2 separate regions of the Homo sapiens genome follow, and region 2 is linked to region 1. The links are chromatin contacts, found by Hi-C in ENCODE. All regions are on one chromosome and are shown on one strand. The core of a region is the stretch at or near the end of the contact, and the rest is flanking DNA. Distances in the headings are between cores, read along the strand shown.

What was found. Hi-C counts contacts between places; a loop is a spot of excess contacts on that map. Pooled maps may share reads with other maps.
Region 2: a loop to region 1 is called in a map with no recorded cell type, with 7 times the contacts of the local background. The contact joins the promoter of JAK1 here to the enhancer-like site in region 1. A Hi-C loop is called at or near these places in 3 of 37 single-sample maps with no recorded cell type and 2 of 50 pooled maps.

What each region holds. Positions count from the first base shown.
Region 1 is chr1:64,169,477-64,174,106 of GRCh38, reverse strand. The region is part of intron 8 of ROR1 (receptor tyrosine kinase like orphan receptor 1); the gene reads right to left. Among named protein-coding and RNA genes, the nearest start is that of UBE2U, 32 kb to the left of the region's middle. Within about 2 kb of position 1,951, at least 8 of the 41 ENCODE cell types and tissues checked have a DNase peak (open chromatin) inside an H3K27ac peak, as active enhancers do.
Region 2 is chr1:64,964,100-64,968,729 of GRCh38, reverse strand. It overlaps JAK1 (Janus kinase 1), which reads left to right and starts at 2,181. Exons shown (of 25, transcript NM_002227.4): 1 at 2,181-2,397. RefSeq lists a silencer at 1,957-2,836.

The sequences.
Region 1 (4,630 bases), core at 702-3,201:
GTCATCCAGGAAGTAAAGTAATGCAAATGATTTAGATCCATTTAAGCCTTAAGTAGTTGCAGAGTGTTTAACTTTCTTCCTGTTAATCTTTCTCTGTTCTCCTGTAGTTGCTAGTTAAAAAAAAAAAATCCTTTAAAAATGACAGGGAATTTGTTTTGGAGCTTGAGGGTGGGTGAGAAGTTGAGTGGCCTGTAGCTGGCTCCTCTGAGATGTGAATGAAGGTGAAGGCAACAAGAACTCGTGTGGAAGAGTGGATGGTAGCAGATGGGTAAAGGAAGCAAGCCAGCCAAACTTCTGGAGGTGGGAAAAGAGGAAGAGGTGGACAGGACCTTGGCATCAGCCCTACACATGGCCTTGGGGCTTCGTGGCTAAGAAGGCCAGCTGCATTCCCCTCCACTGAGGTAAGCAAATTTGTTCTCATATACTTGCCTTTGGAAACAGAACGCCTAATTTTGCTATTTTACAGATGGAGAAAGGGGCTAAAGAAAGTATCAAGAATTTTCAGGAGAGCCGAAAGAGCCACACTTGCAACTCCAAGGCTCTCTGTTTTTCGGCCCCAGCATTCTGTTTGAAACCAGAGAAGCCTGCTGGCCAGCAATCCCAGATTGAAGCCGAATGTCTCTGGAGGCTCAGCCTGAGAGGCCTGCCACCTCACAGAGCTAGGTTAGCCTTCAGTATGTGGTCACTCTATGGAATTATAATTGTTCTTCCTCCCTGTTCAGACACATGAAAGAAAGTAGATTTTACCCCAAAGTGTATCTTGTCCTATCTCACCAATATCCAGTGGGCCATATAGCATATAATCCCAAGTCTTCTCCAAGGAGTCATTTACTAGAGCTACTGAAAACTAAATTTGGGGGGTTTGCTTTGCAAAGAGGCATGGAAAGCATCTAAAATGGCAGAGTCCACAAAATCTTCCCTTCGAACACCTGTGCAGCTGCCAGCAAAGAAGTGCCCAGAAAAAAAATGCTCCTAGCTTGGTTTCAGGGGAACAATTTCCACAGTGATTTGCATTTTTAAGGTGCTCAAGTTACTTGGTACAAATGAATCCTAACTATAGACTCATTTTCAAATTTTACATAAATCCTGAACTAGTTAAAAAATCATAAAAACCCTTAAAGAAGCAGTCAGTAGACTGTACGGTGATGGCAGGAAATTAGCTGTATTGTTGAGGAACAGATGGTTTACATTATACAAACCCTTTAGGCTAAACTTGTTTAGGTCTGGCATATTGTAAATTATATTTTAGTAATGAAAGTGAAATGACCTCTGCTTGACCTCAAGTGGAGTTTGTCTGTTTGAACCAATGTGGTGGAAAACTATGAAAGAAAATGAAGTCATAAAGTTTTGGCAGTTCAATTTTGGCTCATTTCAAGTTAAGGGGTTATAAATCTGTTTAGTTTTTGTTTGACAAGTATTTGTCATACAGGGATGTACAAAATGTAAAGAAGTGTAAAATACACATGAGGCATGGTGCCAAAGTAAACCAAGTACAAAGGAAAACTGGAATGAATAGGGTCCCGGGCTCCTATCTCTTTATCACTCCCTCCATTAGTTGAAGGACAAGATGGCCTCGGTTTATTATATGCTGTAAGGCAATTAAGTACCTTAAAACTGAAACAGGCTTTCAGTTTCAATGTTAACATTTTTACTTCTCAAAGTAAACACACATCTGCCTTTAAAAAATTATATAAAATTATTATATGAAATAAAAGTTGATGCAGAAGTTAATACATTGTTCCAAGATGCTTCTTTCTTTAGAAATTTTTGAAAAGCAACAGTATTAGAGTTTAAATGAACTCTTTACGGAAGGAAAATTAAGGAAAAACATTTTAGATGCGAGTCATTTAGATGTGAGTCAGATGGGAAAATTGTAGTACTTTCTAAACTGCTGATAAGAGAGACCAGGCTGATACTGGTGGCTTTTTTCACCTTAGTCATGACTGCTAAGTGGGGATGTGGGGGAACTTTTAGATCTCTTAACTTTAGATATGAAAGCAATGAACTATGAGTAGCGTTTTTAAAAACTGTAATTACCTTGGTGGCTGTAGATGGATAAAGAGGGCAGACTCAGTGGCTTTATCTCTTTCCATCTTTGGGAAGTTATACCTTAGGTGACAATACATTTGAAATGACTCCTGGTGAAGCAGCCTACTACTAACCTATTTCCTGCTTACTTTAAGGAAGTGATTACCATAGGATATGCGGTGAGGATTTTGCAATAGCTGCCAACATTTGTATGCAACATGAAGCCTGCTCTGTCACTTTTTGCCTTGAACATAATGTCATATAATTGCTCTACTTTTGAGTCTAACTTGAAGTAGACACACAGATGAAAAACAGAGCTACATTAGGGTGCAGGGAATCGAGCCCAGGGTGGTTCTCTGGGACAGAAACGGGGCTTTAACAACAGTAGGTGCTGAAACAGGATCCATATTCATAAGTCAGCTCCAAACCTCCCCCTGTGGTCCCTTTCACTCAAGGCCAGTTAATTCCCCATGTTCTAATGTCCCAAGACTGACTGCTGCCCTTTTTCAAATCTATGCTATTCTTTTGAAGCTGATTCTGGCTGGACACAAGTGTCTACAGAAGAATAGCAGGTTTCACATGGCATTTGTGCTTGCCTCATGATATGGTTTGGCTGTGTCCCCACTCACATCTCATCTTGAATTCCCACATGTTGTGGGAGGGACCTGGTGGGAGGTAATTGAGTCAGGGGGCAGATCTTTCCCATGCTGTTCTTGTGATAGTGACTAAGTCTCATGAGATCTGATGGTTCTATAAGGGGGAGTTTCCCTGCATAAGCTCTCTCTGTGCCTGCTGCCATCCACGTAAGATGTGACTTGCTCCTCCTTGCCTTCCGTCATGATTGTGAGGCGCTCCCAGCCATGTGGAACTGTAAGTCCATTAAGCCTCTTTTTCTTCCCAGTCTCAGGTGTGTCTTTATCAGCAGTGTGAAAATGGACTAATATTGTAAATTGGTACCAGTAGAGTGGGGTGCTGCTGAAAAGATACCCGAAAATGTGGAAGTGACTTTGGAACTGGGTAACAGGCAGAGGTTGGAACAGTTTGGAGGGCTTAGAAGAAGACAGGAAAATGTGGGAAAGTTTGGAACTCCCTGGAGACTTGTTGAATGGCTTTGACCAAAATGCTGATAATGATAAGGACAATGAAATCCAGACTTAGGTGGTCTCAGATGGAGATGAGGAACTTGTTGGGAACTGAAGCAGAGGTGACTCTTGTTATGTTTTAGCAAAGAGACTGGCGGCATTTTTCCCCTGCCCTAGAGATTTGTGGAACTTTGAACTTGAGAGAGATGATTTAGGGTATTTGGCGGAAGAAATTTCTAAGCAGCAAAGCATTCAAGAGGTGATTTGGGTGCTGTTAAAGGCATTCAGTTTTAAAAGGAAAACAGAACAAAAGCTTGGAATATTTGCAGCCTGACAATGCAATAGAAAATAAAATCCCATTTTTTGAGGAGAAATTCAAGCTGGCTGCAGAAATTTGCATAAGTAATGAGAAGCCAAATGTTAATCACCAAGATAATGGGGAAAATGTCTCCAAGGCATGTCAGAGGTCTTCACGGCAGCCCCTCCCATCACCCAGAGGTTTAGGAGGAGAAAATGGTTTTGTGGGCTGGGACCAGGGTCCCTCTGCTGTGTGCAGTCTAGGTACTTAGTGCCCTGTGTCCCAGCCACTCCAGCTATGACTAAAAGGGGTCAAGGTACAGCTCGTGCTGTGGCTTCAGAGGTTGGAGGTCCCAAGGCTTGGCAGCTTCCATGTGGTGTTGAGCCTGCAGGTGCACAGAAGTCAAGAATTGAGGTTTGGGAATCTCCACCTAGATTTCAGAGGATGTATGGAAATGCCTGGATGCCCAGGCAGAAGTTTGCTGCAGGGGTGAGGCCCTCATGGAGAACCTCTGCTAGGGCAGTGTAGAAGGGAAATGTGGGGTTGGAGCCTCCATAACAAGTCCCTAATGGGGCACTGCCTAGTGGACCTGTGAGAAGAGAGCCACTGTCCTCCAGACCCCAGAATGGTAGACCCACCAACAGCTTGCACTGTGAGTCTGGAAAAGTCCCAGACACTCAATGCCAGCCCATGAAAGCAGCCAGGAGGGGTACTCTACCCTGCAAAGGTGCAGAGGTGTCTGATGCACTGCTTGCATCAGAGTCACCTGGATGTGAGACATGGAGTCAAAGGAGATCATTTTGGAGCCTTAAGATTTGACTGCCCTGCTGGATTTTGGACTTGCATGGGGCCTGTAGCCCCTTTGTTTTTTGGCCAATTTCTCCCATTTGGAATGGCTGTATTTACCCAATGCCTGTACCCCCACTGTATCTGGGAAGTAACTAACTTGCTTTTGATTTTACAGGCTCATAGGCAGAAGGGACTTGCGTTGTCTTGGATGAGACTTTGGACTGTGGACTTCTGAGTTAATGCCGAAATGAGTTGAGACTTTGGGGGACTTTTGGGAGGGGATGATTGGTTTTAAAATGTAAGGAAATGAGATTTGAAAGGGACCAGGGGTCAAATGATATGGTTTGGCAGTGTCCCCACCCAAATCTCATCTTGAATTCCCATATGGTGTGGGAGGGACCCAGTGGGAGGTTATTGAATCATGGGGGCAGGT
Region 2 (4,630 bases), core at 932-3,431, 790 kb before region 1:
AAACTCCTGACCTCAAGTGATTGGCCCACCTCGGCCTCCCAAAGTGCTGGGATTACAGGCGTGAGCCACTGCACCTGGCCTTTGTTTGTTTGTTTGTTTTTATTTTAGAGACAGGGTCTTGCTGTGTTGCCCAAGTTGGTGTCAAACTCCTGGCCTCAAGCAGTCCTCCTGCCTCAGCCTCCCAAAGTGCTGAGATTACAGGCATGAGCCGCCACACCCAGCCAGCATATACTATTACTGCCTGAATATGCCGCTACCTCCTGACTCCTGCCTCCTGTCGGCTACTTGAAGCTTATTCTGACTTCCTCAGACTCGGCTGGGTGACTGTCTTCTGTGATCACCATTACAGGACCGGGAATCACTGAATTGTTACTTGCCTGTCTCTCTGACTGCATTGAGCATTCAGAGGTCAGGAACCTAGTCTATTTTTTTTTTCTCTGAATCTTCATCACCTAGCACAATGTCTGTTATAGACGAACAGATCTAAACTGAATCCAGGCCCTCTCCCCCTGATTCCACCCTGTGAACAGCCAGATTCGTTCGTGGGCACAATGGGTTCACTGCTGCCTTCCTGACTTTCCTTTTTCTTTACATCCTCACCTGAAATGCTGTTCTTTCACGTCTCTGTCTCCCTTCATGTCAGTCTCACCTGTTCTTTATGGTCCAGCTCAATAAAAACCCCTACCACTTCCTGAGCCCATGCCATGTGGGCTATATTATCATAGTTCACCTTCAGCAAAACCCCTTTAAGGAAGGCATTATCCCTATTTAACAGGTGAAGAAAATGATGCAAACAGCCCTGAGGTGTTGTTCAGAGTGTGGCAGATGAGACAAGACTTGCACACAAACACCCACAATGCAGGCAACCCGGGTTGCCTCCCTGTCTGCTCTGATCTCCGGTCTTCTTTGGTCCTCTTTTCTGTACTTCTGGAAGGCACTTTGGAGATCCTTTTGTCTGCTGCTCCACTGAGAATTGAGTCAACTAAGAATTGTTTAGGGCAACACAGGTGGTTACTGGTGGAGGCCAAACCTCAAATTCAGTAGTCTAATTCGGATGCTTGACTTTATTCCACACCCAGAATATCTTGCTCAGTTTCAGTTGCAGTAACTCAAGTGATCAGGAACTGTCCAGCAGGGTTAGTGAAGTCAGCACAGGTGGGGCAGCCTCTGTCCACAGCCCTGAAGCTGCAGAATTCTGACCGTGCACGGCCTCGGAGGATTTTCATCCAGGGATTGTCAGGGGGAAGTCGCTGGAGTGTTTTAAGCATGGGAGTGTGTGGAACAGATTTGAATTTTTAAAAGTTCATTGTAGAGAATTAATTGGGGGCTGGAGTGAATGGAGTGACGATTTAAGAGATGTTCGTGGTCCCTTCAGGTGAGAGATGGTGGCAGCTCGGACCGTGTTGCCGGAACATAGACAAGTGAACTGATTGGAGAGATACCTAAGGAAATAAAATTGTTAGGATTTGTCCGTGGACTGCCTACGAAGTATGAATCTTGGCTACAGTGTGACCTTGATTAAGACACTAAAGACTTAATTTGTTCCTCATGGATAAGATGATGCTACTACTTTGAGAGGTTATTAGTAAAAAATGAAAAGCGCTGTACATGCATTAGGTATCAGTGAATGTAGTTCTAATTCCTATTATGCATATGCTTTTTTTTTTTTCGTAAAGAGCTTTTAAAATACGGAATGGGTTGGATCTGCAGTAGCTTGTCCAAGCTGGGGGCTGTATTGTTAAATTCTTTTTAGTCTAGTGCTCCACTAGCTCCTCTCCTACTGAGCTGGGGTAAGAAGCGGAGCGTATACGGAGGAGGCGGGATGCATTTCTGCATCGAGCGCACAAAGGTGTGGCGGAGGGGGCTCCAGAGCTGGGAGGGGTCAATCTACGGGCGAATCCTGGCAATTTTACTCCCCGCGATAGATGACCTCGCGTCCTAGATGAGTTTCTAGATTCTAGAATCTAGAGGACGCGGTGAACAGAGACGAGTGGGGGCAGCTTCGCGAGCGAAGCCGGATGGGGGCGGGGCGGGTAGGCCGGAGGCGCAGAGTCTCCGCCGGGACCGCGACCCCGCCCCGCTTTCCGGGGCTGCCGCTGGTGACGTCGCGAGGGGGTGGGCCCGGCGGCCACGGGGGTGGGGCCGGCCGCGGGGCGGGGCGGGGCGGGACGGGAGGCGGTGCGTCGCTGAGCGCAGGCCGCGGCGGCCGCGGAGTATCCTGGAGCTGCAGACAGTGCGGGCCTGCGCCCAGTCCCGGCTGTCCTCGCCGCGACCCCTCCTCAGCCCTGGGCGCGCGCACGCTGGGGCCCCGCGGGGCTGGCCGCCTAGCGAGCCTGCCGGTCGACCCCAGCCAGCGCAGCGACGGGGCGCTGCCTGGCCCAGGCGCACACGGAAGTGGTGAGTGTCACCGGGGGAGGTGGAGGAGCCGGGGCGGCCGCGGTCGGCAGGCGAGGGGCGCGCAGCCCGGACTGGCCGGAGGCGCGGCCACCGCTCTTGGTCGGTCCTTAGGCTGCGCGGCCCGGGCTGCTCCTGAGCGCAGCTCAGGACCCCGCGGCTCGGGCGGGGAAGGCGGGGATTTCCAGCCCCGCGGAGCCGGCGGGCGGCGAGGAGGTCGCCGGGCGGGGGCCCCCGGCCGGGAGAAGAGCGGTTAAGCCAGGCCGCCCCCTCCCCCAGCGCGCACGGCAAGTTTTCATAAACAAGCCCGGAGCGCGCTGTCTGACATCCTGTTTATACCACCCCGAGATACAGGCGCGGGCTGGAGGGCTGACGTCCCTAGCTCCTTGTACCGCGAACTTGACCGCCAGCTCCCGGCCGGGGTGGCAGCGCAGAAAGGTTTTCTTCTTCGGCCCCAGGAAGGAGGCTGAGGGTCTTAGCTTTTTTCCTTCCTTGCGGTCTCAGCGAGGGAAAGTTTCTGGGATTTGGAGCTGGGTGTTGGGCGTCCGCGAACTCGGGAAACGCCCCCTCCCCTCTTAGGTTCTGTTAGGAACCAGGCCTCAGGTAGCCAGCGAGAAGTGGGAAAGGAGACCCTGGGCGAGAGGACCAGGGAAGGGGAACAGTGGGAGAGAACTACCCGGGGAATTGCGAATCCCACTGGAAAGGGACTGATTAACCGAAACTGGGGCTGGTCTCTGGCTCCCTCACTCCAACTCCATCCGCGCATCGTCGGCGACCGGGAGCATCGGAGGACTAATAGACACTCCTCCAAAGTCACTCCCCAGGGTCCCTGGGATGTGGGCTCCTTGGATGTGTGTTTACCACGGAACTTCTAGATAAAAGATGCGATGTTTGCCAGGTGTTTGTGCACACGTTTTTTGGAGGGTTTGCACTCCATGATTTCCTGTGTGTTCCTGGGGAAGGGGACCCCGTCCTTCCTGCCACTCTTCTTACTACGTGGCTGTGAGCTGCCTTCTGCCCCTGGTTGAGTACATCGCTATACATGTCATTGACACTTTTCCCCCCAAGTCATAGGGTTTTTCTCTCACTGGCAGGAATTTACAGTGGTATAAAATTGTCATTACTTCTTTCAGGGAGTAAAACATGGGTAGTTAAGTGATGAGAATAATGCAGAGAGAGATGTAAATCAGGGCGTGTTTGGTTTTGGCTATTTTTTTATTTTTTGAAGAAAAGATTTGAGTTAAATATGGGTATAGGCACAGTAGATTTTGTTTAAGATGAGCAATTCGTATTGATTGAATCTTTGTTCTTCCCTTTCCAAAACCCCATTATGTGTTGTTTCTTGATTTTGCTTTTGGTGACTCTGATGTTTTCCAAGACCAGGGGATTATTTTCATTGAAGGATCAATGTGTTCTTTTGTACTTTGTGGTGAAGATTAATGGAGACCACCAGGGTTCCAGACATTTCTGGTACAATATGCTTTGTAATGTGGAGAAAATGTCTCCCCTGTATAGATCCAGATCACATTTAAAGATGTGAAGACATCATACTGGAATGACTTTGGACATTATAAATAGGAATAATCATAACCTCTTCTTAATTCTGTATATCATATTAACTAAGTGCTTTGACTGAGTCTTAGTTTCTGCAAATAGATACAAAACTATGTTTTTTTACTGCTAGGATTGCAGTGTGATACTCCACACTGAATACAGCCAGTTTAAATGGTTTCCTCCATTTCATACTATACTAATTATTTACTACCATTGGGAAATGATTGTAGAGAATGCATAAATTAGATATAGGTAAAATAATTCAAACATTTCCTAAAATATAACTACATTTCAGTTGTTGTAATTTAGGATCTTAACATGAGCTTGGCTAAAGCCATATACTTCCGACTGAAACAAGCATTGAGAACGTGTAGGTTGATACTCATTTGTGTAGAGAGAACAAGAGAACACTAAGGTATAACTGCATAGCAAAGACCATGATCTGTGTTTTCTAATTCTCAGATTCCTCTGGTGTTTTTTTCCCCTCAAAGACACATCCCATTTTGTATGTCCTTATGTCCTGATAAGATAATAGCATGCTGTTAGAAGATTTATTGTCTGAGATGTGAATATTCATACAAATAAATTTTTCTTGTTCATTTTCACATTTAAAACCATTATTTTAAGTGGATGGGGAATTGGCTTATTAATGGAATCTCGCTGAAGAAGGAACATTGGATGT